Regions from separate parts of the Homo sapiens genome. Here region 1 is linked to region 2. A link is an interaction called in ENCODE POLR2A ChIA-PET data of the cell type or tissue named here. Cell type or tissue: A673. All regions are shown on one strand. Each heading gives the region's core, and the rest is flanking DNA. Links, peaks and the distances in the headings are about the cores only.

What was found. Peaks named below come from ENCODE experiments on the same cell type or tissue, not always from the same donor. Only the 100,000 strongest peaks of a DNase experiment are listed, where the experiment ranks them.
Region 1: POLR2A ChIA-PET joins it to region 2 with 7 read pairs; 1 of 35 experiments calls an interaction of 5 or more read pairs at or near these places.

Annotation. Positions count from the first base shown.
Region 1 is chr2:7,198,818-7,214,410 of GRCh38, forward strand. No RefSeq gene overlaps it. Among named protein-coding and RNA genes, the nearest start is that of GRASLND, 290 kb to the left of the region's middle. In A673, for the core only: no CTCF peak of the experiment used is centred there; a DNase peak (open chromatin) is centred at 11,114.
Region 2 is chr2:8,529,320-8,544,912 of GRCh38, forward strand. No RefSeq gene overlaps it. Among named protein-coding and RNA genes, the nearest start is that of LINC01814, 47 kb to the right of the region's middle. RefSeq lists cis regulatory regions at 5,332-6,334, 6,357-8,549 and enhancers at 14,075-14,124, 14,135-14,424, 14,399-14,905, 14,906-15,412, 15,075-15,134 and 1 more. In A673, for the core only: no CTCF peak of the experiment used is centred there; no DNase peak of the experiment used is centred there; H3K27ac peaks cover 887 bases.

The DNA of each region.
Region 1 (15,593 bases), core at 9,157-14,156, 1.3 Mb before region 2:
GCTATGAATTATGCAGAAGTCTCAGGATTTGGAATATTCTGAGAAGTAAAACTTGTCAATGATGTTGTTGTTTTCAGCTTGAAAGAAAGTCATCCTTCAAGAAGAACAGTAAAACTTTTTATGATACAGATTTTCTCCAACCATTTCATTGTGGCAATAATTCAGAACGAATATCATAGTATTTGCTTTACATTCAGAAGTCAGTTTTAGGTTCTTAAGAGAGCTGCTTGCTAGACCAAGAACTGAAGGTTGTGTGATGCTTCTTTTTCTTCCTTATGTAAAGATGTGAGTTTTTTCTCTAGGCAGTGGCTCACTGACTGGAGAGGGCACTTGTGTAACCAGGACAAGCTGTAGTTTTAATACATCAAATGTTTTGCATGGTGCAGAAGCCAGCGTGCGGAAAGAGTTTGCATCTGGGAAGAAATAATAGTAAGTTCATATTATTCTTTTTCAGTTAGCAATCTTGAGGAAAAAAAGCCTCCTTCAGGAGTTTCTGACCTTGTCCTTGGGTAATGGCAGACATAGATAATGATATGTGTGCAGACATTTGCAAGGGAAAGAGCAGATTCTCCAACAGAGGCCACCCCTGGATGCACAGCCTCCTGATGGCCCTGATAACTGGACTGTTGACCTACCTGAAATCCATTTGAGTGGATTTACAGTACAGTAAGTATTGGGTGAGAAGTTCTGATTATGTTCTTCTTCAGGATCCCCACATGAAAAGCAAAGCAATATGACATGTTTGCCTATTGAGTCATTCACATTTAATTTATTTAACTAATTCAACCAACATTTATTAATCATCTAGCAGGTGTTAGATTTTATACAAGGTGCTGAGGGCACAAAGACAGATAATACCCATACCTGTTTTCTACAGTGTTGCAATTAAATATGAGAGACTGACATAGAAGCCAAACACAACAATGCTCCCATGATGGAGATATGTGTGATACGATCAGGAGCACAGAAGAGAGTGAGCAGTGAAGCAATGCTATTTAGAGGAGGGCATAGCTTGCTGCATGTGGCATACTTTCTTATTCCAAGAAGAAAGGCTGGGTTGGGTTGAAAAGAGTCTCCTGTGGTTACATACTGCATAATCCTGGGTTTGAGAGGACATTTTTTTATCCATTGCTATCATGACTTGAATCCAGGTATTCACTGGACAATCACTGATGTGCATGTTTTCTGTGCCAGGTTCTATGTTAGGCATTGAGAATATATAGTTCCTGTCATCAAGGGGCCCATAACTTCATTGTAGAGATGGACAATAAACAACCATCGTCCAGCAGCTAGCTAAATTCAACATTGTTAGGGTTGAGGAGAGACCTCATGGGAGGAGCCACTAAATCTGAACAGACACACTTAGCTAGTCTGTGACACTTGGATATCTGTCTGGCCTTTCCTTCCATCCTGAAAATGTGGTTGACAATAGCAAGCTGAATTACAGGGAGGCATCTCCTTTCAAGACTTTAAGGACCATTAATGACCATTGCATAAGGACCATAGCAACCTTTACCAAGCAGTCGCTGTTGATCGCACTTACTCATATGATGGGCCTCACAATGCCTTCTCTTTCCTCAACAAAACACTGGAACCTGGAATCACATGTCTGTGCATAGTCCTGCTTTGAGTCTGTGTCTCTGCGTCCTATCAGACCATGTACGTCCTAACGACCAGGACCTTTTCTTAGCACCTGGCGCATGCTGTCTCTTCACAGCCTAGGCACCTATACTTGATCTTCACTTAGTTTTTCACTATTTCAATTAGTCAACCATATTTAGCAACTCCTACCATATGCTGGACACTGGATTAAATACTAAGGACACTGTAGTTACAAAATGAAGTAGTTCCTGTCTTCATGGAGTTGGCAACCCAAGGGGGAAGACAAGTAACTCAATGCCCAATTAGAATACAGAATGTTTGAAAAATGCACTTTAAGATTAAAAATACAAAACAGGTTTTCCTCCTTCCTAAGTATTATAAGATATTTTTATCACATTTATGACTTTTAGCAAGTTAATTAGAACAAAGAATAAGTTATATGATGTTATAATTAAATAATTGTGCATTTACAAGCTGACTTGTCTGAAGTCTCCTAAATATACATAATAGTAGAATTTGGTTTCAATAAATAATAGTCAAAGCAAATTTGCAGACAACCCAGTTTCATCTTTTCTTCCGACGTTGGATCTTTTAGCATCCCTAAAGATCGGTAGGATTTATAGTTGAATACCCAACTCTGCTATGCTTGAGAGAACACTGGCTCCACTCAGGAGAAGGGTGCTACAGAACTGGGGATCAATCTCTTACGGTCTCAGAACCAGAAACTCCAGACACTGAGATGCAGAGTGGCTGTGAGTAAAGAGGCCAGAATGATTCTTGATGAGGAGCTGGGAACCTGTAAAGGAATAAAATTATACAAGAGGGTACTCTTGAGTATCAGGGTCTTGCAGATTAATTATCTGGAGCCTCTTTCTTTAGTGCTATTTTACAGCACCTCTGTGCTAGGTACGGTGCCTACAGCACCTTAAAAATAATGCTGGGTTCTCGTAGTGACTGTTTATTTACTGTGTTCTAATACCTGAGCAAGAAATCGCAAGGAGCAGAAGAATGATGTTTATACTAAACTCCAGTTTGCTGTTATCAAAAATATGGCCTATCCCATAAGTCAGGAAAATACATTATTTAAAAAAAAACTATTTATATCAAATGCAATTTGCTGTATGGGAAAAGTCTTTTTTCCAATCTTTATCATTTCTGAATGTATAGTGCTGACTGTGGAAACAGAGAATGGTGTGACACCCCAGGATAGAGCCCCAGGAAGGAAGATCTTAATCAACGTTACACTCTCTGTGAAAGATTTAAAACCCAGAAATACAATACATTTTTTTCTTCCTTCCTTGCTCTCTATTTTTTTTTTCCATTTCTAGGCATTCTGTATTTTTCAGCAAGGGTGGTTGTGTTTCGAAGTGTGTGTCAGGAAAGCTTAGCTTCAGTCCACATGGTCTTCTGTGTTCCTGCTAAAACCTTGCTTGTATTTTTCTGCAATGCCTAAATAGAAAGTGCTCGTTCAAATCTTATTCAACTTCCTAGAAATAAAATATGAAAGTGGTGAGAGCTCAGTGCTCTCTGCTATCCAATGCAAATGTATGCAAATTTCTTCATATTAGAATCATTGTCTAGTTGTCATCCTCGCACGGGGCACATCAAAGCCATACGACCTGATTTTTGCACCTGCTGTTTAATTAAATTTACAAGGCAGACACACTCCCCACTCCCCGTGATATACAAATCCGTTTTTACAACCACAGATTCTAATTTACAAGCCAGTTGACTGCTGAGTTTCCCCATCAATAGCTGCCCAACTGCCCTTTGTTATACTAAGGATTAAAAAAGGAAGAAAATGGTGATTATTTGGGGAGATGTATTAACAGAAAATGCTAAAAGTACTTTCTCTGTCTTATCCAATTCCAGATTTTTTTAAAAGCTTTATTGATGTATAATTGAAAAACAACAAATTGCACATATTTAATATATACATTTGATGAGTTGGGACATATGTATACACCTGTGATATTTTTCTTCTAAAGACACAAAGGAAGATATGAATCAAGGTACTCAACATCACTGGAAATAGCATTTTTGCTTGCGTTGATTTTCCCCTAATCTTCATGAAAAGCACAAAACTTCAACCTTTTCTGCAGTTTGATGCTTTCAGTTATTTAGTATTTCGGGGAGGAAAAAGCAGTCTGTAAGAGAGCAAGGCCAGGGTGGTTTTAGGAAGGCTATAATAAGGTATAGGTGTTTTCTGAAAGATATTTGTTGTTTGAAAATTATGTACTGTGAAATTCTCCCTCGGCTTCTATCCACAAGGGATTTTGAGTCTTCAAATTGTATGTATCTCCACAAATGGTGAAAGAAAATAGTCGAGCCTGATTCTCACTCTTTTATGTGATTATTTTTTTCTTAGGCCATCATGGTGTTCTTCTCCTTCTTTACGAGCCGATGCACAGACGTGTATTTGATCTCCCTAAGAGACGGCTCAGAAGAAAAGCCAGCAAAGGTATTTTAAGAGAAGTCTAGGGCGGATGAAAAAATACTTCTTTGTCTCTCTCTACTAATTCATCCGGTCTAAGGACTTACGTGGAAAAATAATGCCTTTTCAGTTACTGTAGAGAAAATAATTTAATGAAAGTAATATTTTGTTCATCTTCACCCTGATACTCTGAAATCTTGAAGACCCTCAAAAAACATGATTTTTATGAAATGCTTAAAACATGTTATCGTCTAATAATGAAAAGTGAACTTCTGAGGGCCCACCAATAGGTGGCGCAACACATTCACCGAACCAAGTAACACTGCAGACGAGTTTGGAACAAGCCTCATAAATTAAAGCCTTGTGCTGCAACTAACTGTGAGACATATGGGTTGAGTCCCAGGCCTGCCCAAGAATAACTTTGAAGAAAATTTTGTTTTCTGGCAATACAGATGCTAACACACCACAGAACCTTTAAAAAGAATAAATATGTAGATGGTTCATAGCTTTCAGAATAATTTAACCTTCCCCCCCCCAAAGTTAAGATAGCATCACAAGAATAAAATAATGTAAGCACTGTTTTTTCTGTTTTGGAAAACAAGTTGGTGGCTCTGATGCTCTCAGGAATTATTTGTCAATTACTTTTTATTTAATAAGGTTTTATTTTATTAGTCCCAAAGGGAGAGGAAAACAGTGACTTTATCTTGAAATGAGCTAATCCTTGATGCATAAATAATATTTAAACAAAGAGTTCTATGTAGGAAAGTGTCACCGCCTAAATTTGGAATTGCCTAAATTTGTTTCTTTGTTCTGTGATATGACCTGCGTGTACTCAAAGGTTTCCCACTTGAGAATCAAACATACTTCTTACAAAATTCTCCATTCTATCATGGAAGAGGCCAGTCATCACACTAGAAGAGATGTCACAGCTTCTGAAAATCAGGATTTACAAAGCAATTAATTTTTGCTAAAAGTTGAAGCTATATTTTTAAGATAATAGCATGTAAATTATAAGTAAACCTTTCACCTTAAAACTTAGGTTTTATTTAAAAACGGACTGTTTACAAAAGTCTTGGAGTCAGAGTGTGATTGTTGGATGTCGTGCTGGTTGACATTACTCTTGATATATGGACCCGCTCAGCTAAGGGTAGAAACTTAGAGAAATGCAAGCAAAACACATGGAGTTGTTCATAAAAGAATAGTGATGAATATAAATGTCAGGTTCCATTGACTAATACAACATTTCTGCAAAGGGAAGGGCGCTAGAAAGAACTTAGGATAAAATCAGCTCTGAAACAGATTTATTTGTTGCCTTAGAAAGACAGAGAAGGACAGAAAAAAAAAGGTTTTTATTTATCCTTACACCCAATAGAATCAGTGCATTTTGCTGCCCTGAAATTCTACTCAGTAGCTGAATAGATTGAATAAGACCATCTCTAGTATGTTTCAGTATATAAACAAGTAGTGTTTCTGCAAAGAAAACATTTGCAAGTGATTTATAAGATGAAATGAAACTATTATGGTTAGTTATTGTTTTTGTTTCAATATCTTCTCAAATGCAAAAGGAAAAAATGGAAACCAAAATTTAGGCTTACTTTGTGCTGGGTGTGATATTAGTCATTAATTTGTGACAGACAGATATAAAATTGAGGAAAGGCTAAAAAATATGTAACCCTCAACCCCAGAGCAGGGATTACAATTATAAATCACTTTTAATTACTAGATTTTGATGTCCTTAACATTGTTTTTATTTATTTATTTATTTATTTTTGAGACAGGGTCTCACTCTCTCACCCAGGCTGGAGTGCAGTGACATGATCTGGACTCACTGCGACCTCCACCGCCTGGGTTCAAGTGATCCTCCCACCTCACCCTTCTGGGTAGCTGTGACCACAGATGTGTGCCAACGTGCCTGGCTAAGTTTTTTTATTTTTTATTTTTAGTAGAGGCGGAGTTTCACGAAGTTGCCCAGGCTGGTCTTGAACTCCTGAGCTCAAGTGATCCACCTGCCTCAGCCTCCCAAAGTGCTGATATTACAGGTGTGAGCCACCGAGCCCAGCACAAACATTACATTTTGTATTTCTTGTGCCAAGCACCAAGCCTGAAACAATAAAAAATCATTAGTATGTTCATTGTCCCTGCTATTTTATTTTTATTCATTATATTTTGGTTGATGAAAGAAATGATGTGATTTCTAGGTCCTAATCACTGTGGGGGTGTGGGTGTTAGGGAAGAGGCTGACAGGGAAAACGTGGCCCTTTTTTTTCTTATGGAGCTAATACTTTAATTGTAGACAGATGTATACACGTGTAATGCTGACAAAGTCAACTGTCCTTAGCTGTTTGATCATCATTTTTTTTTCATTTGCGAAGTGGAGCTATTATAAAAGAACTTCTGCACACAGTTGGGAGGAGTAAATAAAACAGGATCCAGCTCACAGTGTGCCTCCACTGAACTCCCGTGGATGAGGCATCACCACATGTGGGGACATCCCAGCTGCTCTGTGCAACTATCTCACCACCTCCCTGAGTCACCATGGCAGCCTGATGGGGTGCCACCAATATCAGCTCCATTTTACAGATGAGGACAGGAGGACTCCTTCTTATGTTTCCTTGTATTCACTATATAAGTCGTATTGACAGTGTTCACCAACTGTCCATGCCTCTTCAGATTCCAAGCTCCTTCCCACAGCAGACCAGGCCCTACTCATATGGCCAACCCCATCCTGCCATCGCCCCTGCAATCTGTGCCCCAGCCACAGAACATCTTCCGTTCTGACCGGCTGGTGCTCTCTTATCTTTCAGAACATGCCTGTCCTTCAGGCATGCTCTCTTAGGGGATAGAAGCTTCTCTGAATCCATCCCTTTCCATCTTGGTTTAGTACAGATAAGTCATCCCCTTGTGGCTAGCTGCTATGGCCAAGCAGAGAGGACAGTACACCATGTTCGCAGTCCATCAGCAAGGACGGCCATGAGACACGGAGGAATCCGTGAATAGCTAAGCTTGTGGCAGGCGTGAGTGCAGGCTACAGCGTGGCCAGGAAAATTGATGCACTGCACTGTGCCAGAGGCATGCTGCTCTCCACACCAATCAACACGGGAGGACACGCAAGGAAGGACTCCCAGGGGTTCAGGCACACAGCTGGGCTTCCTTTGTGCCTCCTCTCCTGTGGAATTCATCTTCATAACCCTAACTAAGGGGATGCTCAAACACAATAGCATAAAGTTCCAGAAACTCAGATGCAACAGAAAGGAAGGCAGTGGAAACCCCGATATTTTGTTGTTGTTGTTTATTCAGCACAAGGCATGATTACCTGGTATTTGGTGTGACAATGTATGAAAAGGCCTCTTACATCATCAAAATGGGATACAAACCCTTGCTGTGTCTTTAACTAACTAAGGAAGTCACTTGCAAACTTTACCACAACATTGCCTCAACCATAAAGTGAGATGATAGCTGTCCATCCAACTTCCTAGGATGTTGGGAAATCTGCTCGGGCAAGACCTGCTAAAGCTCCTTGTAGACTACAACTTGGGGAGCAAATATCAGCGATTATGATGAGGCTGACTCGGACTCCACCCTGTGGGATGTAATCACTGAAAGTGGCAGACACCTTCTTATCATAGTTCCCCGGCGATACTCAGCAGAGAACACATTATAGTGATTCCCAGAAAATACACGTTTGGCTTTTTAGGCAGAGTCAAGCCAATTGGCTGTGAGATCATTCAGAAGGATGAGGAAACTCCTCCATCTGTGCAGGCTCTATGGGCAGTCATGGAGTGGGGAGCTTCCTGTTTCCAAGGCACTGGCCAAGACTGCTTCTCTGGGAAGGGGAGACTAAAAGGCTGGTGCCCCCGTTGTCAGCTGGGGACAAGCAGGAAACTTCATTGCTTCTGGCTCCATCCAGCTGCTGCAAAGTCAGCCTCACGGACAGCGGTGATGACCCTGGGTTATAGCTCACAAGTGACATGTTCACCCATCAGCACCAGGTCTGCTGTAAAATAATGAGGGGTGTTTCTACACTCAGGACTTTTCGAATTTCCCCAAATCCTTCTGCAATGGAATCTTCTTTTGCTCTTGACATACACGTGCTTGTGAGGTGAGCTGCGAGCTGAAACACGGGTCCTAGCTAGAGCCTAGATGCAAATCTCTGCTCCATTCTTTAGTCATAATCCTACAACATTTAGTTCAATGTTTGGAGACTCAGCATCTTTACATCAAAATGGATGGTAAGAGCTACACAGTGGGTGCGATATGAAGATTGAATCAGACTACAAATGACCCCTGGTCCATGCCCGGCCTGTAACGGGGCCATTTGTAGTTTCTGCCGTCTGAGCTCCCGTGAGAGAAACCACTATCTTCCGTGTCTTCATAGACTAGGTACCTGCTAACCTACGCTAGACGCCCAAGTCATCTTCATTAAATAGCTGCACTTAGTCTCATGTAAGAAGGCAGCTTCTGGCTGCTTCTCTGCCGGGTAAGTTACAGAACATAGGACCTTGGAAAAGATCGTTCAGTCTGTGGTTAAAGGATGCTTCTAATGGGCTGTCTAGGAAAGTGATTAGAGCGTGTTTTGGGGTCATACAACCTGAATCAAATCCCAGGTCCTCTGCCTGCTATTCTGTAACCTTAATAGATGTTAAGTATGAGCCACAGTGTCAGGAGCCTATGACGCAGTGCATCCTAAGTGCTGAGTGGCACAGGGGATGTGAGTGGCACAGGGGATGATGTGAGTGGCACAGGGGATGTACTCTACAAACGCGGGCGGTTCCTGCTGCATTACTGAGTCTGCACTGGTAACCACAATGCTGAACTCACGGGCTGTGCTCCAAGTGCTATAGCAAGGCACCAGGCTCCATGTTGATGAGGCCTGTGTCTCACTCACTTTCTACTCGCAGACGCCTGTGGAGTCATTGAGCCTGCATTGCATTTTGACCTCAATGTTCTACTTAGTGCAAGAGTCCTGGCTGCAGGGCCCGTGGAAAGGATAACTTGGCCTCCTTAGAAGGCTTGCCAGGCAGTCACGGAACTCACCGCCTCACAGTGCTGTTGATTTCATCCAGTAAAACTTCCCTTTTGGAGAGTCTGTTTTTTATTTTATGAAGAAATCTTTATCCTCTCTCCAAATCAGTGCGTTTACTGACTTCTAGGGAAAAACAGAATTCTCCCTCCACCATATGACGGTCTTTGAGCATCTCAATGATTTCCTTTGGTTAAATACATTGCGGTGCATTTTATTGTCATTATTTTGAATATGCAAAGTCCTCTCTTCCCCCTGTCCCTGCTCCCCAGTTAGCATGTGTGTATTTAGACACAGAAAACTGGCCCCACTGTTAAGGATGAAATAAAAAGAAGAAGACAGCAGAGAAACTTCAGCTTTGCAATTCGAGCCTGGCCACTGCATGGTTCCAACCAGTCCCCATGGCCCTACGCTGCATCAGGCCACTTCATCTGCTGACAGCTGGGGAAGCTCCAGGTAGCAGATCTCCGTGCTTCCTCCCACTCCCACCGCCTCTCTGCCCAATCCCGTCTGTGGGAGCAGAGCCACACCAGCCAACTGCAGAGCTGACAGGCCTCAGGGGCCGGGGCAGTGGAGGTTTCAGAAGCCCACTGTCGTGTGTGCCATCATTAAAGCACTCTCTGTTGGCTGTCTCTAAAGAATCTTCTTTTGGAAAGGTGTAAACATGTTGGCCCATCAGAGGAAGCCATAAATCTCCCTGTATACATAGCAATACAGTTGCACCAAACGGAAGAAGAGCTCTTGCCAATCTCATGTTTCATTTCAACCTGGCCATCTGGGTTCAGACAGAACTTGGGCTAACAAGCTGTATACACCCACAGCAAAGAAGCATTCCACTGAATCTTCCAAGGCTACTAAATTTTTCATGCCAACATTTTTCAGTACACTATGATGGCAGCTACCCCTTCCCCTAATTTCTCCCCAAATTTAGCCCTAAAGACTTGCTATGGAATCTTCTTATGCAGATAATGAGAGCTAAGTCTACTGAGAGTCATGCAAAAAAAAAAAAAAAAAAAAGTGGCCAGAGTTCTTACCAAGAATATAGGCCAGAAGACCCCGCGTTGAGTTTACATGCTCTGATGCAGCAGCTGAGCAGGAGGCCGTTCTGATCTTCAGATAAACTCTCGGGTCGTTCCAGCATCAGGATAGCATCAGATTCTGTTTAAACTTTACTGGCTAAATTAATCCAGGGTCAATCATTGATGAGGCAGGTTCTACAGTGCTAAAGAAATCTCAAGAATATGATAGTAACCAACTTATATTCAGCGTTGAGGGTTCTTTATCTCAGATAAAATCCTACACTAGGCCGGTCTCAAGCCAGTGGTAGGTGCCTCAGTGGGGCCATGGCCCCTCTGAATCCAAGCTTGCCCATGTGACCCCATCTGCTGCTGAGAGCAAATGTTCATCTGGCATGCTGGAGGTGCAGCTTCAGAGGGCTTCCTGTGGGCTCGGATTACAGAAGACAGGTATAGAATATTTATATTGGTTCATTCAGCCTCCCAAGCAACTTTCTGAAGCAACCATCTATCATCCATCAAATAGATGCTAGTTCTGTGGGGTTTATAAAGAACTATAACAATGGTTAAGTTCAAATAATACAGCTGGAATATGCACATCTACTTGTTAACCCATTTATGCTGGAGGGTGCACTTTTTTTGTGTGTGTGAAAAATCAGACCTTGGTGATGACCTTGAGCAGTATGACATAAATAACTCCCACAAGCTTAGCGTTCCAATAATGGAACGCTAAGCATAAGTGGGTTAAAACCGTGCAAGGCAGGATGTTTTAACCAGATAACAACCAGCACAGAACCCTTGCTCAGAGTTCAGAGGAGGAGAGAGAGGTCTGTGATCCAGCAAGCAGAGAAGGGCTCATGGGGTGAGCCATGTGCATTAAGTCCTAAGGGAGGAATCTGAATAGAGGCCAGAGTGAGAAGCTCCTCAAAGAGCTAGGGTGTGGTCCTCTGCCCTGCTTCCCTGAATCCCTCAGAGCTGAAGGAGGTGAGCCAGGGCTTTAGCTGTTCTCTCTGGAGCTGTCTTGTTGCCTTGCTTTCAATTGCGAGTGCTTGAAGATTAAGCTAATGAGCTTTCCTGCTGAGGGCGGTGGGGAGCCAATGCCTCTGCCCTGGCACCCAGCCCTAGTTATTTTTCTTTTAAATAAAGGAACAGGCTGTCTAACATCAGGTGGAGACCTAGGTGCCTTGCACAGTCTCAGGTTGGAGAACATCTTTGCCTCGGGTGACAGATGGGCACATCATACTTCATCTCCCAGACCTCTGGACCCAGCCACACTGCACATATGACACTCGAGTTGGTGACACTCTGTCATCCATTCCCATTAATGTATGATAGAACTCAATCAGTCCAGCTGCCAGGGCAGCATCAGAGCGGAGTAGCAGGAAGCAAAGAAAACCACTTGGACCCCTGCATGACCTGCATTCTTTTCCTCCCAGGCCATACTTCAGTAAGGATTTCTTGCCAGCATAGCAGTATTTTGAATTCCCAGTTGATGATGAGGTTTTGAGTTGACCATGCAATGCCATTTATCAAACCCCTGCTCCTCTTTGGAATGCTGGCAGGCATGCTACATATTGACTGTGAAGCCCCAGCAAAGCACAACTCTGTTTTTGTTCAATGCTACTAAATTTGAAGGAGGTGTGTTTGTGGGTGAGTGTAAGTTTTGAAGGAAAACATTTCCTATTTTTGTATGGTTCTGCATGTCAGGTTTTTCTTCACCATTCTGTTGTTTATTGTGCTCTTTTCATTTTTTTTTGTGCTTTGTTTTGTATCTTGTTGCATTGCAATTGAGACTGACGTCAATTTTAAGACTCTAGAATTATGTCTTTATGGTAGACTTGCAAAAAAAACGTGACAAGGTTATTGGCACAAGAAGAGACTGTGGCCTAATACCACTGACAGACCATCTCACCCATGCTCTCCCTTACTTCTTAGTAACAGGACTAATTTTATTATGTGCCTGTCTACACCCTGCATTTCCCAGCTTTTCTTTAAGCTCAGTATAGCCGTGATGCTCAGCTGTGACTAATGAGCTATAAATGTGTATTACATATGACTTTGGGGCAGCACCTTAAGATGGAGTGGGTGAGCCATATTCTCCTTCTATCCAGTCCCATATGAGAATGTGCTGCTGGGACCAGGAGGATGAGGACAGTACCTTAGCGATGGCAGAGTGGCAACCTGGGGGCATGTGGTCCTTGAAGACGTTGAGGAACCACCCTGATTAAATCTTGTGGTTTATGCCACCATCGCTTAGGTTTTCTGTTACATGCAACAAAAATTAATCCCAGCTGCTATGTCAATAACATTCCAAAGTTACCTTTACTTTACTGACAAAGTTTTCTTCATCCCCTACTCATGAAATACCTGTCCATTACATAAAGTAACCAGTGGTTCTCTCACTCCTCTTAGGATGATGACAGCCCCACTGTGACAGGGGCTCCTCTGAAGCACTGCTCTCTCTTCTTCCCCCTCGTTCTCCATCCGTCTCGGCCTTCATTCCTTCCAATATCCATCCAGTGCTTCCCATGTACCATACACTGCACCGGAAGGTGATCCTTGCACCTACGGAATTTTAACTTGGTGGAGAGAAAAGACAGAAGCATTTACAAATCTGGCAAAAGTCACAAAGAGTAGTATGAGATTTCATGTTCAGAGGTCTCCCCGAGGCTGACACAATGGAATTGAGTGATATGGTTTGGATATTTGTCTCTGCTCCAATCTCCTGTTGAAATGTGATCTTCAATGTTGGAGGCGGGGCCTGCTGGGAGGAATTTGGGTCACAGGGGACAGATCCCTCATGGCTTGGTGCTGTCCTCACAGTAGTGAGTGAGTTCTCTGAGATCTGGTTGTTTGAAAGTGTGTGGCACCTCCCCACTCTCTCTCTTGCTCTCGCTCTCCCCATGTGATAACTTGGCTCCCCACTTTGTCTTCCACTATGATTGGAAGCTCCTTGAAGCCTCCTCAGAAGCTGAGCAGATGCCAGCACCTCACTGCCTGTACAGCCTTCAGGACTGGGAGTCCATTAAATCTCTTTTCTATAAGGTATTTCCTTATAGCAATGCAAGAATAACCTCATACAAGGAGACTGAAAAGATAAGTAGGAATCAGCTGGAGGAAGAAAGGGTAGAGAAGCTTCACATGGAATGTTTGTCACAGGTAAAGGCCCTGAAATAGAGAGAAATGGAGAGAAAGCCACAGCGGGCCTGAAGCACAGCCGGTGTGGCCCAGAAAAGAAATAAAGTGTGAGCTGGGCATGGTGGCTCATACCTGTAATCCAGCACTTTGGGAGGCCAAGTGTAGGAGGATCACCTGAGCCCAGGAGTTCAAGACTGGCCTGGGCAACATGGTGAAACCCTGTCTCTACAAAAAAATACTATGTATATATATATATCTCTAAAGCTGGGCATGGTGGTGTGTGGCTGTAGTCCTAGCTACTCAGGAGGCCAAGGCTGGAGCATCACTTGAGCTCACGAGGTCAAGGCTACAGTGAGCCATGATTACACCACTGCACTCCAGCCTGGGCAACTGAGCAAGACCCTGTCTCAAAAATAAATAAATAAATAAAGTGTGTGTGTGTGTGTGTGTGTGTGCGCGCGCGTGTGAGAGAGAGAGAGAGAAAGAAGATTGAGAGATGAGATGGGAAGAGATGAGTTTGAAGAGGTTGTCCAGAGCCGAGTAGATTATTCAGGCGCTCGTTCAGTTGCAGAAGGCTTGGTGAGCATGCAGCCTCCTTGTGGGTTTGGACTTCATCTTGAAAAACCATAGACAACATTTGAAGGGTTTTAAACCTGGAAATGACATAATGAAGTGTGCATTTAAAACTTCTCCCTTTTGCTATGGTCTGAGGAATAAATAGGAGGAAGGCTAGAGAGGTTGGTCCCAAAGTCTTAAGAATGTTGCTTTATTGATCAGGGCTGAGTGATGCTGTTCACGTCCACTCCACACTTTTATTCCAGTTCTTTCCTTGTTTATTCATCTTCACACTTTTCTTGCATGTGTTTTGCAGTTTTCTGTGTCTGTAATTTCCATGTTAATCAGCCAGCTTAATGCTTGCAGGAATGTGCCTGCAGCGAGTTATTCATTTCTTTTTCTCTTATCCTTTCTCTCCCAGAGTCCCTCCTGTTCTCAAAAGATCCAGTTAATGTCATCATGAGTGGTCATTAGTAGCCATTCTTTTAGTATTCCTTTGTTTAACCAACTGAATAGAATGTTTTAACAAAGTGTTAACCTCCAGTACTCCGGGGTCAAGGAGCCCAGAGGATACCTTTGGGAGATGCTGAGGGCCACATCGTAGATGGAGGTCAGGGAGAGTGGGCCTGGGAGTTGACCTCTGCCCCTTTCACCTGCGTCAAAACAAGGCTCTCTCTGCTTTATGAAAAATGAGCTTCTGAATAAGAGTTTGCCTGAAAATTAACCCACTGACATTACAGGCTTAAGAATGCTGCTCTGCAGAACAAATACTTCCAGATCAGCAACATGGCATTTCATCAACCTGTTCATTCAAGACCCTCTTAGGCTCTGTCTAAGCCCTTATGTTGGGACGACTGCAGCAGCAGCCCTGATGCCCTCTTCCCAACTGCAGCCCTTCCCTACAGATCTCAACACCTGACCGCCTACACATTTGCTTCACACCAGGTCTAAGCTTCCGTTCCTGGTTTCTAAGTCCTCTGTAATTTCCTCCTTAAACAACCAGCACACTGTGATTTCACCAACCTTAGCTCCCCTCTAACAAGGCAAAGCTCTCTTTTCTCTCTCTTACTAGCCAGACTCTTCAATTCATCTTAATTTTCCTCACCCTCTCTCTTTCTGCTAGCCAAAATGTTTGTTCCTAACTTCAAAGCTTATTTTCTACCTCTCATTTAGCTCATTTTCTACCTCTTCCAGGAAAATGACCATCATTATGCCTCCTTTCCCCAGGATGATTAAACATGATACACCTGTGCATCAGACACAGCCCTCAGCCATTGATTCAACATAGTCTTATGACATCTTCTGTTGCCATCTTCTCAGCTAGATTATAAACTCTGAAGGCAAGGGCCACACTTCATGGAGAATTAAGCCAGGAGAACATGTTTAAGCAAGACAGTGTCTTTTCATGAAAATATCAGGCAATTTTAATGTGCCCCTGTGGATTCTTCTTCATTTGCTGTGTTATAGATGGAATGAAATGTGTCTTCTTCCTTCTAGAGGACACTGGGAGATGAACTATTCTCTGCCTTCAAAGAAGTAAGGCCATACTCTTGGTGACAGAGGATTGGAACTCTAGGTTCAATGAGCATCAGGATCTGTTGTGAAAGTGAGGGAGAACAGAAGGCTTGGTGGGGGCGGCATAGACCTGGCGATGAGAATCAAGAGTGGCAGGAGAAGGTGAGGGCAGGCAGTGAAAATAATGCCTGCAGAAGCCCCAGAGCCTCAGCTGTCCTGGAGAAAGTTATCCCAGAAGAAAGAACTCTGATTTTTGTGAAAGAGCTGTTGATTTGGGCTGTATGTCTTGAGTGTGCAGGAGCCTATGGAAGAG
Region 2 (15,593 bases), core at 4,876-9,875:
TTCCAGTCCACTAGCTTTGGGACAGCAGAAAAGAGAATTGGGGCTTTGGTATCTTAAAGGCCTGGATTCAAAGCCCATTTGCCCCTAGACCCACCCCTTCTCCCCCATTCTGTGCCTTCTTTCCTGGGGAGGCGTCTCAATGCACACACAGCATCCTCACCAGAAGCCTGGGTACCATGCCACCTCCCCCTCACCCTCAGCCCCCACAACCAGTCCATTGCCTGGCCCTGGAGAGCCTGCCCCCTTCAGCTCAGGTATACGGGCCCCAGGAAGACCACCTGCCACCACCAGTCGTCATCAGCTTTCTCCTGCTTTTTGCAATGGCCTCCTACCTGGGATCCTTCCTCTGGTCCACCCCTCTACTCCTCCATCCCAAAAGCCATCCTCCAAACTCCTCTCCAGGAAAGGCTTCCAGAATACATTCCTGACCACACACTTTCCTACAGAAAATTGCCACGTGCAGGACAACTGCCCGACTCCTCAGTGCCACCTCCCGAGAGCTCCACACTCAGCCCCAACACCTGTTCCTGCAGCACCTCCAACCCCAGCCCTGCCCCATGCGTGTATACACAGGAGTGCACATCCACATATGTGTGCACCTGCGCACACACACACAAATACCCTCTGGCCTGTCTGCTGCCAGCTGCTTCAACCTCCAACAGCTGTGCCTGCGGTCATGCAGCCAGGCCTAGATCCAACTGTGCCTGGATCATGCAGCCAGGCCACTGGTCAACAAGTCACTATCCACTCCTCAAGTCTCAGTTTGCTCATCTGTAAAATGGGAAAGATAAAATAATACCACACCTCTTGGTGTGGAGGGGTGCTATAACCTCTCAATGAAAAAATGTATCTAAAGCTCTGGGACCATGTCTGGCACATGTAAAGAGTTTGATAAATGTTCTTTGCCTTTCCTCCAAAAATAGCCAGGGCTGCATCTTAACAGACATCAACTGGGGTTGGGCAAGTGGGAAAAGGGAAGGAAGATTGGACAGGGCAGAGGGAGGGGCAGGGCTCTTTCAGAGGGTGCCAGGAGGGTGCAGGTGTCCATCTACACGGGTTGTCCTGCAAAACATCTCTGAGACAAACTGTAATAATTCTTTTTTTTTTCTTTTTTTTGAGATAGAGTTTCACCCTGGTCGCCCAGGCTGAAGTGCAATGGCACAATTTCAGCTCACTGCAACCTCTGCCTCCCAGGCTCAACCGAGTCTCCTGCCTCAGCCTCCTGAGTAGCTAGGATTACAGGCGCCCACCATCACGCTTGGCTAATTTTTGTATTTTTAGTAGAGACAGGGTTTCACCATGTTGGCCAGGCTGGTCTCAAACTCCTGACCTCAGGTGATCTGCCTGCCTCGGCCTCCCAAAGTGCTGGAATTACAGGCATGAGCCACTGCATCCAAACCAAACTGTAACAATTCTGATGATTTGGATGAAAATATTTACACAACAAGCACATCTGAGATAAAAAACATTAGAATCTCTTTAGACTAATTTGTTCAACACAAACACCAAACCCAAGCTGCTTCAAAATGAGAAGGAGCGAGATGGTATTTCTCCCTCTTCCATGGCTCAAAGACACACAGCAGAATAGTATGGCTGGGAGTAGGCAAGGAAGGGCCCTTGGCACTCACAGCACCCGCCAGGTGGCTCCTGAATGCTAGGGGGTCCTGGGCTGGTGAGTTTCTAAAGGAAAAGGATTTCTCTGGACGGAGGGCTGTGTACTGCTCTGCATTTGTAGGGGAGATCTTTTATACCAGTGCCCCCCCCCCCCCAACCCGCCATGGTGCGTGCCATCTGCACACCCACACAGGGTCCCACACACATCCAGGCACCGGGAGAGAGGGCAGGAGGAGGAGGTAGAGGAGACGCGGGGCAACGATCAGGAAAAGAGAAACACAGAGGGAGACAGTTCAAGAAAGTGAGAGACACAAAGGAATGGAGAGACAGAGAGAGGTGTAGGCTGAAAGAATGAGAAAGAATGGGCTAAAAATAAAAAGACAGAGGCACAGACAGACAGATAGAGGAAAGGAGAGAGAGAGAAAAAGAGAGAGAGAGAGCAATGGGAGCATATTGCTTTTCCCCTGTGTCGACATTTGCACACATGGTACAAAAGCAACAGTGCAGGAAACTGCACAAATCAAGGAAACGGGCAGTGGCACCAAACCATATTAACAGTCACTGCAATCTCCCCTGCCACACACATCAGTTTCACTGAAGAATGCACTTGATGAAGCAGGAAAAAGCATTAATTTCATTATGTCTCTATACTTGATGACATATTTTTAATATTCTGTGTGAGGAGATGGGAAGGACACACACACCCTTCTACTATGCTCTGAAGTGAGAAGTTGACTACAGGAAAAGCACTTATGTGAGTTACAAGCTAAACTAGCCACTTTTTTCATGCATCATCATTTTTATTTGACAACTGACAAACTATATTTCTTCAGACTTAGGTATTTGGCAGACATCCTCTTGAAAATAAACAAAGTAGGCCTGTTCATTCAAGGCAAACAACTGACAGCGTTTATTGTCAACAACAATATCTAAGATTTCAAGTGAAAATTAGAATTTTGGGAAGCTTGTACTTGACTGAGAGCACTCCAAGACTTTTCCACAGAGATTGATGCTGATATTAATTATGGCGGCTTCTGGATATTGAACAATGAAATGTGTCAACATTTGGAAGATCTTCATAACTCAGTAAACCGGTAGTTAACATGACAATGTAAAATCATGCATGGACAAAAGATCTATTCAAAGAACAGATAAACCAACAGACATTAAGAGTACTTAGTCCTGAGGACTGGATGCTTCTCTGGAAATGAGAATAATAACCTCCCTTGTAAGAACATGCTAGCAGTGTCTGACATGTCATAGACATGTGATAGCTTCTGTTCTTAGATTACAGAGGTGGTAAATGAAGTATCACCATGGCTCTACCCATCTAACTTTAGTAGGCCCCCTACCACCACACACACAATTACCATAGCATGCTCCCAATACGATATCAGCTCTTTGCACTTGGCTGGGCTGGCCTGCTACACCCCAGTGCAAAGTGGAATTTCTTCAGCACATTGATCATCTTGTAAGCATCTTCACTCACAGCTCAGTAAACAGCCAACATTGTCCCAAAGAGTAGCAGCCCTTCAAGTATCCGGTCATGTGTCTAAAGAGCTCCATATCCATGCATGTGTGTGTATGTTTTTGTTACTGAAAGGGCATGGGGGGGGGCCACGTCTATACCGGACTACAGAGAGTGAAGCTGGCATTTAAAATCTACTATGCTTTAGCAATTGCGAAATATGCAATGCATCTTTTATTTATTATAGTCCCCATTCTGTATAAAAAATAAATTTGTGAAGTGATGGATTTGTTAATTAGCTTGATTTAATCATTTCACAATGTAAACATGTATCAAAACATCACATTGCACCCCATAAATACAGACAATTATTATTTGCCAAGTAAAAATGAAATGGATAAAAATGAGCTTGGTGGAGCGCAGAGCTGGCAGCACTGTGCTCAGCAGCTTAGCAGCTTGCTCACCCCATTCCACGAGGGATCTGGGAAAGGCCCACACTGTGGCTCTTAGAGCTGACTCCCAGCCCAGCAGCCCAATCTGGCCCAAACAGAGGGTATGGCCCTTACCCTAGCGTCAACTAAAGAGAGAAACCAGAGCATTCACCCATCTCTTTCCCCACCTTTCCCCAGAGGTCTGGAATATAGATTGTGCTTGAGCACACAGGACATGGTTCTGTCTCAACGGAGCCAACATCTTGGCCTAGCACAGGCCACTTTGTGACACTCTGTCTTATCCCCCAGGAGCACAGCCACATGGGCAGAAATCAGGAAGAGACAGCCAGCAAAACACCAGGAGCTGGGGCAGACCTGGAACAGTCTCCCTCCCAGGACCAAAAGGAACCGACCCTGCCTGCACCTTGATCTTGGACTCTGGGTCTGCAGAACAATACGTTTCTGTCGTTGACGTCACTCAGTTCAGGGTACCATGCTGTGGCAGCCATGTAAACTCATAAATCCTGCCAGAAGCTATTATCACACCTATTTTACAGGTGAAGAAACTGGAGCTCTGGGAGATTAGGGACTTTGCCCAAGGTCACTTGGCTAAAAACTTACTGAGCTAGAGTTAGCCTCTCTTTTCACAGCCCCTCAACTGTGGGTGTCTCCACCATCTCCCTGGCCCCGCGTGAATAGGCAAATGGTGATTTCTTCACCTGTAAGCTCTGAGGTGAGCAATCGGGTTTTTTTCTAGCCTTAGCACAAAGCAGAGCTTTAAGATGATAAACCTACTTTACCCTTGACAAACCCCAAGTGTGGTCTTGAAGGATGGAGCCGATCACCTACAGGTTTAAGGAGCCACATAGAGAAAGGGCGAGCATGGGGCTCCAGGCCCCAGGTTTAAATCCAGCTCTGCCTTTCTCCAGCCGTGGAAACTCAGCACGTTTCTCTGTATCCCAACGTCTTCATCAGTACTAGGGATGTTAAATTTGTGGGAAGGATTATATCAGAGCGTCCAAGCTTAGGGTGTGCTGTGGCATGCAGTCGATGTTGAATGAATGACTTTGTTACCATCATCATTATTACTGTGCTTTCTCATTACGATACCAAATGTATTCACGATAAAATTAAACTCGAAGCCTCTGCCCCAGGACCCGCTACGGGCCTCTTGGAATCACCTCCCTTATTCATGGAGAGAATGCTCAGGAGGATGAGGAGGGAGACCCAGGGCTGACCTGGAGGGGAGGTGGACAGTGGGACAGCAGTCCTCCCACAGGAGCCAGGCCCCCCTCTTCCACCCACCTCCTCACCACCCCATGTGGCTTCCTTCTCAACACTACCAGCTAGAAATGGGACTTGGCTTTTTAAACTCAGCCCCGATGTGGTCACACTGGAGAAATGCATGTCCGCTCTGTCAGGACAGGACACGCAGGAGGACCAGGAGAGACACTCCCAGGCTAATGGGCATGAGCCCTGGGTCCAAATCTCAGCAAGAGGACCCAAGAGAAGACCCAAGGGAGGCCTTCTTCCCCAGAGTCAGGGCTTCTTCCCTGCAGAGAGGGCTGCAGGTGCTTCCTATCCTGTTGGGTCCATGAGTGGCTGCTCAAAGGGACGAGTTCTCGTGGGGAGGCACTTCTGTCCCTTGTCAGGTTAAGTCCTTCACCGGTTCCCACCCCGGACAGGACAGGGCGCACTAAAGCTCCACTGCGTGCATGACAGCCTTCCTGGCTGTGGACCCTCTCGCCCATTCCCCAGACCCCTCTGCAGAGTTCAGGAGTAAGGAACTCGGCGGCATAGCCCCACTGCAGGCGGGGGTTGGATCCCAGCCACACCACTGGCCATGAGCTCAGGCACACCGCTGGTCACTTGACCTCCCTGAGACTCAGATGTTCGGCCTCTGAGTAGGAAGCATCCAGGGCAGACCAGCGAGGAAATGCAATTGACCCCTGACCAGACTCCCAGCCCCACAGCCACCCGCTGCGGGATCTGCAGGCTGTGGAAGGAGCTGAGTCAGGGGTGCTTGGGGGGATGTGTCGGGAGGGGAACCTGCACCCTCACTGGCGGGGGTGGAAGGGGAGGCAGAGGCCAAGGGCTGCCGTCAGGCACCGTCTCAGCAAGAGAATCAGGAACTAGAGCCCCCAGCTGTGAGGGCCCTGTGAGATTTCTTCAACTTTTGTCACTTCCCCACTTTTTCCCCTTTGGTTACCACCCTTCTGCCCGGCGTGACTGTTAATTAACCCCTTACAGCTGCAAGGGCTGGCCTGCAGGGTCAGCAAAGACAGGAGCCAGAGGACAGCCCCACCCCAGCCCAGGCCAGTCCCGAGATGGGGCCAAGCCAGCAGGGCCTAGGTCCAGGCTGAGCGGGTGAGGGGTGGCCCAGGCCTGGAGCCACTGCAGCCAGAAAGGTCCTGGGCCCCCAGCCACCCTCTGGGTAAGCTCCTGGTGAACGTCCAGGCAGGCCTGGTTGTGCAACAGGCCCCGCTCCCAGTAAGTTGCAGCAGGGGGAGGAGATCTCAGCCTGCAAATGCTGCTTTGCTGGTTATACTCTCACCTCTGGCTGGATCCACCCAGCTGCTTCCATGTCTCCTCCGCTCCCAGGCCTGGGGGAGAAAGCCCAGGAGGGAGGCGTAGAGCGCCAGGCCCTTGTGGCTCCCCTGGCTCCATGCAACTGAACTCAGCCCCAGAGGATCTCTGCTCTGACTCGAGAAAGTCCAGGGAGAGGAAGGGGGCTGAGGAGGGGAGCAGAGCACACCCCAGCACATTCCATGATTCATCTGGACCCAGCGCATCTGCCAGGGTCCATGCGTGTGCACGTGTGTGCATTGAGGGTCGCACGTGTGTGGTACTTTCGATCTGAAAACACACAGTATCTCTCCAATCCTCACAGCAGTCTCATGAGCAGAAACGTTTGTGTCAATACACAGATAGGGACACCAAGGTTTGGACTGACTCAGTGACTGGTGGGGATTCTCACGCAGCCCGGGGGGCTCCCACAGTGGTCCCTGCAGAAATCCTGGAACTCTGCTGCAGGTGGTCACGGCTACCAGGCATCACCAGCCCATCTCTGAGACTTCCACACACGGAGGTTTACTAGTAACTCATTTGCATATCTGCCCCTTGCTGGCAAGATCTCTTCCCTACCCCAGCTCGAAGGCTCGGTGCTGCCATCCAAGCCAGCTTCCTGTGTTCTGTCCAGAGCAGAGGAGAGAGAACCACCCACCCAACACCCTTCGTGTAAAAAGCCGTAATCCTCCTGTGCTTGCAGACTTCACCACCAGCCTGCAGCCTCACCTTCCCCCAAACTTCCCTCCTGGTTCTAATTTTTCAGTCCTTTACTCATCTCTGGGGGAAGCGGCCCAGGGGGCGGGAGGCACGTGGGAGGCTGAGAGCTCAGTGTTGAAGTCGGCGGCAGCCCCGGGCTTGGGCTCACCCAGCAGTACCCGCCCCACTGCTGCCTCGGAGAGACAGAATAAGATCCACATCCTAGCCCAGTGCCAGGCCTGGGGAAGGTATGAGACGAACAGGCCCAAACCAGCCAGGACCTGGGCAAGCCCCTCCGGCCAGTGCCTCTGGCCCTGCAGGGCACTTGACCCCCCTCACCTCAGCCCCGTGAGTCCAGATCCTTCCTCCCTGGGCAGACCCCTTCCCACCCACATTGGATGTCCTCTGCAAAACATCACACATCATCTGTTCTCCATTCCTGGAGATCATGACACCATCACACAGGCCTGGGCCCCCAAGACATCACTCTGAGCCCCTGCTATATGTGATGGCCCGTGGAGGCCCAGGTCCTCCGCCTTGTCATCCAGAGAACAGGACTAATGTTCCCTTTAGCTCCTGGTTTGGGGGTGGGGGAGGTTTGTCACGCAGCGAAGAGCAACGGCCCAACTGAACTCAAGATAGGTAACATCTATCACTCTCTGCAATCTGCAAGCTCGTCACTCTGCCTGGGAAGATTAGATTAGTAAGCACCCGGTCATCGGAAAAATCCAGCTCCAGATACCTAATATCTTGTTTTCTTCCGTCTGTGCCCACAGTGTTTGTGAGGCTAACTTGGCTGGCATTTTTTCAAGTGTAGAAACAAAGCAGGCAGCTTTCTCCTTTCCAGGCAGGGCCTCCCCGACTTCAGTCATCTCCCACCCTTGACTCTTCCCCAGACACCTCCTCCAACCCTCTGAGTTTTCCCAAATGGGGCCCAGGCCAGACTCCAGCTATGTCTTGGGGCCCTGGGCACCAGGCTTCCCCTCCCTCCCCTCGTGTTTGCTGATCATTGTCATCAACCCTGGGTTTTCCTGAAAGAAGCACAGCCCATGTGTCTCAGGGTCCTTCTCCCATCTCCTCTTGGCCTCTTGGCCTCCTGGTAGGCTCCACACAGCAACACCAGCCCCCACACATCCTGACCCCTACTTCCCAGAATCGGTCATTTGGCAGGATTTGAAATCATCACTGCTTCCAGGCCTGTTTGCCTGTCACACTCTTGGGAGAGATTATTAAAAGCATAATTTTTAAACAGACAAGAGCAAAGCAGCCCCTTTGGCTAGGGTCTGATGGCTACATCACACCCTCTGGAGAGAAGTACGGCAGTGAAGTTCTGCAGGCGACTCCTGCCGGTCTTGGACGTGATGGGAACTCAGGAGGTCACAAGGCCCCTCAGCCATTCAACCTGACATCGCCAAAACTGGAGGTCTCCTGGGAAGCTGTCTTTTTCATCTCCGTTCCAGGAGCAGAGTAGGACTTGCTTTCTAAGCTGGGGCTCCTCAGATGGGGCTGAGGCTGCAGAGGGTTGGGAGAGCACGAGTCTGGGCTGGGCTGTCCCTTCCTCCCACCCTGGGCCCTGCCACATCACTGTCAGCTTGCCAACACCCCCTGACCTGTCTGTCCACGTGGCCTAAGCTTTCCTGTCTTTTCAAGCCAGTCTTAACCTAGGATCAAAGGGTCCAACTCAGGCAGAGACTCACCTCTTGTAAGATACTGCCTCAGGGGCGTGACTGCTCTTGGTGAAAGGGGAGAAAGTGAAGGGGGCTCCTGCATGGGTGGCAGGCTAAACTTGCTGATGCCAGGACTCAGCTGCTCTCAGGGAAACACAGGACCCCAGGCTGAACATTTTCAGAAAGATCCAATCCAGCCAGCCAGCCCCTTCTGCTGGCAAGTCAGCTCCCAGGGCCTGGGCTCCCAGGGAGAAAGGAATCCAGAGACCTTAGGCAGAGAGACATCAGGCCAAGGGGGGACCGAAAATTTTACATCTTAAAAATACCTCAGCTCTTTTCTTTCTCTGGTTGAAGTTGTTGAGTCTTCTGCAAGTCAACTGCAAGTGAATGCCTGGACCAATGGAAAATGCTCGGGAGGGCCCCAGCCAGGCTCCCACTGAGCCCAGCTCCTTCTCCCTCAGTCTCCTTCTCTCTGTGTCTCTCTGCCAGCCCCCACCCTCTCTCCTCTCTCCCTGTCCTGGCCTCACTATGCTCCCTGTAGGTGTGTGCATTTCTGTCTTTGCTCTCCTGCTCCATGTCTTTCTATCTCTCTCCTTTCTTTCTACCCTCAACCTCCCCTTCTTAGCCTGGAGGAAGCTGTAATTTAGGGCCTCTTTCCCCAAATGAATCTCTCAATATCTACAAATGTTAACTTCATTAATTTGGGAAGGATTTATCAGCACAGAGGTTAATTGTCTTTCCCTGACATGTTTTTACTGAATACATCTGGGTGACAAAATTAATTTCCTCATTAGCTATTTTTGAAAGTGGAACAAGCTGAGGGGAATCAGTGCAGGGGGAGTTTGTGCCATGTGAGCTGTTCCGGGCTCCCCACGATCTGCCTGGGTGCTCCCTCCCGTCAAAGGTCACGGGGGCCTCCCGGGGGTCTGAGCTCTGCAGGACATCCTGGCTGAGATGGGGTGGAGGCAGGTCTCTCTGGGCCCAAGAGCTCCAGGGATGGGCCTATGCCAAGTGGAGCGACCCAGGCCCATCTGCTTGCCCCAGACCTCTTCCTTTCCCGTGTGGGAAAGCGGCTTCTTGGTGGGACACCCAAACCACTGCTCCTTTGAACAGACTAGGAGACGCAGACAGAAACAGAGATCTCCCAAACAGCCCCAGCTCAAGAGCTGTTCAGCTGGACCCAGGAAGCCAGACCCAGTTATTCTGAGGGCCTTGGGGGTTAGAAGTCTGTGTCCTTCATCGGGCCCTGATTAGCCAGGCCCACAGGTGCTTCCTGGGGTGACTTCCAGCCCAGACGCCCCAGTGTGGAGTGGCCCCAAGACCGCTGCACTTCTCCCTAAGGGAGAGGAGGATGTGGGAGCTGGCCAAGTGCCCAGCCCTGGAATTCAGAGTGGGGACATCTCGAACCACCTACTGGAAAGGTGGCCACGTGCAGGGACCTATATTCTGGTGCAGGTGTCAAGCAGCAAAGAGCCTGGGACCGTGGGCCATGCACTCGGCTTCTCAAGGCTTCGGTTTACTTGACTATGAAGAAAATGGCTGCCCCACTGCCCAGTCCCAGGAACCTCCCAGATCCAGACCCCGAGGCTACCGCTGCCCCTTCTTATCTCGCTGTCACCTGTCTTCCCTCCAGGAGTTGCCCTGCACTTCACTCGGACCATTTCCCCAAGATTGCTCAGGACAAAGTCCAGACCAGGCAGCACCCAGCATCCAGAGCTTCTCCAAGCAGAGCTTCATCCTCCTCTAACCAGACCCTCCCAGGCCAGCAGGCACGAGCTCTTGGCGGCATTCTATTAGAGCAGAGAGGAAAAGAGACCCAGTGGGTCAGGAGACTGCCCTGGACCCAGGCAAGGACAGAGGCCAGAAGCCCATTCCTCTCTGGGCCAAAGCCCCGACCCCACTTGGGGGGTCCCAGCCTCCCATGTCATCCCCAACCACACTGGGGGATCCCAGCCTCCTGTGTCATCCCCAACCCCACTAGGGATCCAGCCTCCTGTCTCATCCCCAACCCCAGTGGGACACCCCAGCCTCCCGTGTCATCCCCGTCCTCGCTGCAGGGCCCCAGCCCCCCATATCATCCCTGGCCCCACTGGGGGACCCCAGCCTCCTGTGTCATCCCTGTCCTCACCCCGGGGCCCCAGCCTCCCGTGTTATGGACCCCTTCCTTTCTAGGAAACAAGGCGTGGGCCGCAGAGTTCGAGTTGGTCCTGAATTTCCTGTTTCTTTAAGCTGAGACATTTTACACACATGGGCACACTCCCCAGCTGCCACTTCTGACCTAGCCCAGAGAATTTCATGCAGCAGCAATTTCAGTAACAGGAAAAACCAGACCCAGGGAGCTATCTGCATGTCACAAGCCAGTCGCCTGGGGCAGGAATAGGACAGGCTGCCAGGCTCTCCCTCCCTGTCTCTATTTCCTTTCTCACGGCCACTGCTCCCTCCTGAAGGTGGCAGCAAGGGCAGGAGGATCCTTGAGACAGCTGGCTTCCCACCCTTCCCTGGGGCCTCCAGGACCACTGTCCCCTCCCCATACCCTCCTACCCACCGTGGAACAACCCTGGCTGCTGTACACACAAGCGGGGACCCTCGCAATTGCCTTCAGTTGGGCTGTGCTGAGCCCTCCTTCCCAGAGACCCTTCTCATCAGCTCCACTCCACTTTCAGCCTGAAATGGTGTCTCTACCATCGCCAAGCTCTGTGGCAGCCCTCCCTGCAGTCAGCCTGCCTCATGCAGGGTTTTCTGAAACAGGAATTCCAGGCTTCTTTGCTGGGGAGGTCAATGGACAGGAGTCTGGCCATGAAGTGGGACCAAGGAGGATGTGCCTCTGCTCCCCAAAAGTGAGAGAGGCACTCTGGCTGGCCTACAGGATGACCAGGAACAGGCCTCAGGGTTCCCCATGACCCTGACTCTGAGCCTGTGGATGAAGGGAATCCGTCATCAGGGGAACAAGGAGGTTGAGGAAGGCCTCCCAGAGAGGCTGATCACAGAGCTGGGTTCTGAAGGATGAAGAGGAGTTTGCAGAGCCAATCAGAGGAAAGGGCATGCAAAGGGAGGCTCTGAGACTTGGGAAGAGCCCAGCCCCACTGGGGAGCCTGAAGCTGCTCTGTGCTGCTGCCACATGCCCTTCAGAAGGGCAAGGGGAGGCAGGTGATGGAAAGAGCCCTGGTGTCTTCCCGTAGGGGCTCTTAGTGGGAATTAGGCAAGACCAGTGGCAGAATCCAACTTGTGGGTTAGGAAAAGACCCTGGGAGGCTGTGCAGAAGCCAGCCCAGGGCTGTGGGAGCCAAGAAAAATTCTACCTTGAAAGTGGGGAGTGCTGGTCATAAGAGACTTTCTTCTAATGTGAGCATTTCCTCTATGAAAGAGAATGGAGGGACATTTACAGACACTGTCAGATGAATTCTCAGAAAACCTTGGGGAGGAAATTGGAAAGCCCTGCCTGCCCCAGGCATGGCAGGCATACCAGGTTCCTGGCTAGTGAAGTGGTTTGCTCAGGAGTTTTTGCAGAACCAGAAAACTTAGATGGAGCCCCATTTTAGAGATGAGGAAACCGAGATAGAGGATGCTTCGGATGACAGTACTTTGGTGCCTGTGCCACGAATAGCACCCGGATCACCCTGGACCACCTGCCTTTGATGTGGCACGGCAGCTGCATACATTTTCCTGTGCAGGCACTTGGGTGGCCTGAGTTGCCTCCAAATTTGGACATCTGGCTGCTTCTTGGTGCCCCCACCTGAAACCCAATCCACCTCTTCCGAAGCCAGCAGATAGTGAATTGCTCAGTAAGAAAAAGGTCTGTGCAAAACAGGAGACTAGAAAGAAACCTCAGTGCCTCCAGGAACCTCACGTGAGCTCCGTTTGACTCTGCAGAAGCAAGTTCCTTGCTTTTAGAGGAGTGACTGTGGCTGGGCATCATCCAGACCTATGTGCAATTATTGGTCGAAGGCGTCTCTCCCGCTAGACGGAAGCGCTCAGAGAACCAGGCAGTGGAAGGTGCATGACTGGGAGGAATGAAGGATGGCCATCCTGAAGTGGAAGGTGTGTGACTGAGAGGAATGAAGGATGGCCGTCCTGAGGCTGCGCTCGAATGGAGGCTTATTTAACATGGAGCCTCGTGCAAAACACCCCGGAGCAGGCCCCTATAGGATTGAGATCGCTCCCTGTGATCTGCTGCTTCCCTCTCCAGTGGTTTTTATCTTTGAACAGAGCAAATCCTGGCTCCACTCAGACCTGCTCCGTGAGAGCCGAATGCAGTCACTGCACCTGGTCGGGGCTGAGGAGCTTCTCAGCCATTCCAACAAGGCCTGGTCATCGAAAAGCCATGATTTTCTTGCATTCTGGGCCTTGTGACTTCTTGAGACGGGAAAAATGAAGCGCTGTTCCACGATTTTGTTCTCAATCTAAAGGACCATTGCTTTGGAAAGTGGTCAGATTCTGCTTTTGGTTGATTTTAGGATCCAAAACTATGGCGATGGGAAAAAGGAAATGCATTTTAGGATTTCAGGTATTGTCTAAAATTTGCACATGATTATATCCTGCAATCTTAATGGTTCATGCGTCTCATGCTCAACCAAGAGCCTCTGCTGGCCTAAATGATCAAAGCATTTCCAGGAATTATTCAAGAAAAAAAAATCTGCTCCCGTCACTCACCGGCTGAAACCCCCTCAGTGGCTCCCACTGCCCTCAGATGCAGTCACCCTCCTTACTGAGCTTAGTGAGGGCTGCACTAAGCACTTTGCATTATTCTCTCATTGAAGTATCACAACAATCACAAAAGGAACTATCATTAAACCCATTGCATGGATGAGAAAACTGATCCTTAGAGAGGTCAGGGACTGGTTCAAGCTGACTGTGCTGTACAGTGTCAGAGCAGGGATGACCCCAAACCCACCAAGGCCATTCTTAGCACCCGCAATCTCCATGACCATCTCCTAACTCTCTCCCTCCCCCTCATCTATTTCCTACCCATGGATGAAACTGTTTGTGTCTCACCTACTACTACAGTGAGCCCCTTCTGCTTACCTCCCTGGGCCCCAGGCTGGCCCCACTGGGTGCTCCTGGCAGCAAAGTCCATGTCTGATTAGGGAACTTCTTATTAGGAGGCTTCCTTGTTTGCTTTACCCACCTTCTCCAGACTGGGACCCCTGGAGACAGAGCCCTTAGCTCCCGAGGCCAGGTGGTCCCTTGCTGTGCCCAGCACAGATCCTGGTGCCTGGGAGGAAGGCAGTAAATCTGTGTGAAGTGGGTCATTTCATTCTGCATTGGAGGATCATTTTCATGCTCCATAACCCACGGCTATCAATAAAATTAATATTAGCTTCCAGTAAAGTCTAGAGAGGTGCTTCTCACACTAGAGTAGGCAACAGGGCCACCCGGAGAGTCAGGTAAAACTCGGAGGCGCTGGCTCCAGAGGCCCAGACAGGTGAGGCTGTGTGGCTGGTCCTGCCCCCGCCTCTGAGGGGCACTGCTCGGCAGCCAGCAGCCCACCCCTGAGTGCAACACTCAGCAACCAAAGGCACCTGGCTGGGCGATGACTGACAGTGAGGCAGCTCCAAAACTCCCTTCCACAGCATTTACAAAACAGACACAAAGTTTTCTATTTGGAGGAGTCATTTGCTGCAATGGGGGTTTTCCCTTCGTTTTTGGAAATGCCATGAAATAAAATGTTAAGTGTGACTCCAGTATCCTAATCTGAGGCACAGACAACTCACCGCAGTTACACCTCAGAGAAAACATGGGGCTCCCCGGGAGAGGGGCCTCACTCAGCCTGGAGTTATGTTCTGACTTCTCAAAACATGAAACCATTTATATTGGCTCTGGCACATTCAAAAAAAAAAAATTCCCTTATGTCACATGCACGCGCGCGTGCACAGAGATCAGCTTTCGGTTCACAATGAGTGTGCCCCTGGGTCTTTTCTGTGTCTCACTCATTGAAGCCTGGGGGACCAGGCCCTGGGGGACCGACGGGGTGCCTCCGTCTGTGCTCCTTGTCCCTGTTGGCCAGAGCTGGTGAATCACCCGGCCCCAGCAGCCTGCGTCCTTTCCCAATTACCGTAGCTGTCAGAGCTGACTAAAAAACCAGTAGCAGCTGGCAGGAAATGGGTAAGAAAACTGACCACAGATAAACTGTAGGACTCTACAGAGCAGTGGCAGATAGACTCGGGGACAGGAAGTGGAGCTGTTAAGACTCGGCCCTCGCCTGCTCCCGGGCACCTCAGGGCCATCGAAGGGCGCGTGCACCTGAGATGCTGCGGTGCTCGCGTCACGCAATGACCCCGCAGCAGGCACCAGCCACGGCCCCCGAAGGGAAAGAAGCAGTCAGGAGTGGCGGAGAAGCACCCCCAAAAGCCCAGGCCTTTGAGACTCCTGCAAAGGCAGTGGTTCTGCTAGTCCAGGGGTGATGGAATCGCAGCCGGCAGAGCCTGCGCTGTTGAGGTCAAATGACCTGCTGGCCGTGCATTGCCTCACCCGGCTCCCTGAAGCCAAAATGACCAGCTCTCAGGCAGGGAGAGGCCACCACACATTGAGAACAGTGCTGGTGTTGAGGTGGGGAGGCGCTTCTCTGTGGAGTTACAGGTCCAGCGTTTTCAATACTCCCACCGCGTTTCAGCCAATGCCAAGGGCGGGCCCTTCAGAATCCCTAGTGAGGAGAAAGTATCAGCCAGGTGGCATGCTGGATCCTTCCATGCATCATCCCACTCCTGTTCACATACCCTAGGAGGCAGCTAAGACTATCCCCATTTTACGGATGTGCAAAGGGAGGCTCAGGATTAAATAGGCCTGGCCCTGGGTTCCACCACCTATCCACCTATGAGGGGCAGAGCCCAGATTCAAAGTCTGACTGGGGTCTCTGCCCCGACGACCTCTGCTCACAGCGTGCCGCTAGGTGCTGAGATGGGAAGAGGAGAGAAGGGGTCAGAGGAGAGAGGGGGAGTGAGCACAGTGGAGGAGGCTTGCCTGGGCCCTGATGCTTCACCCAGAAAGAAAATGGGGTGGTCAGTGTTTAATCGCATCTTCCCAGTGGCCCAAGCTGCATGTCCACCCAGGACACCATCCCAAGCAGCCCAGCAAGGGGGACCCACCCTCTCTGCACCAAGGCAGACCCAAGGTGCTTCCAGGGGCAGCCAGAACAGGGTGGCTTCTGTGTGGC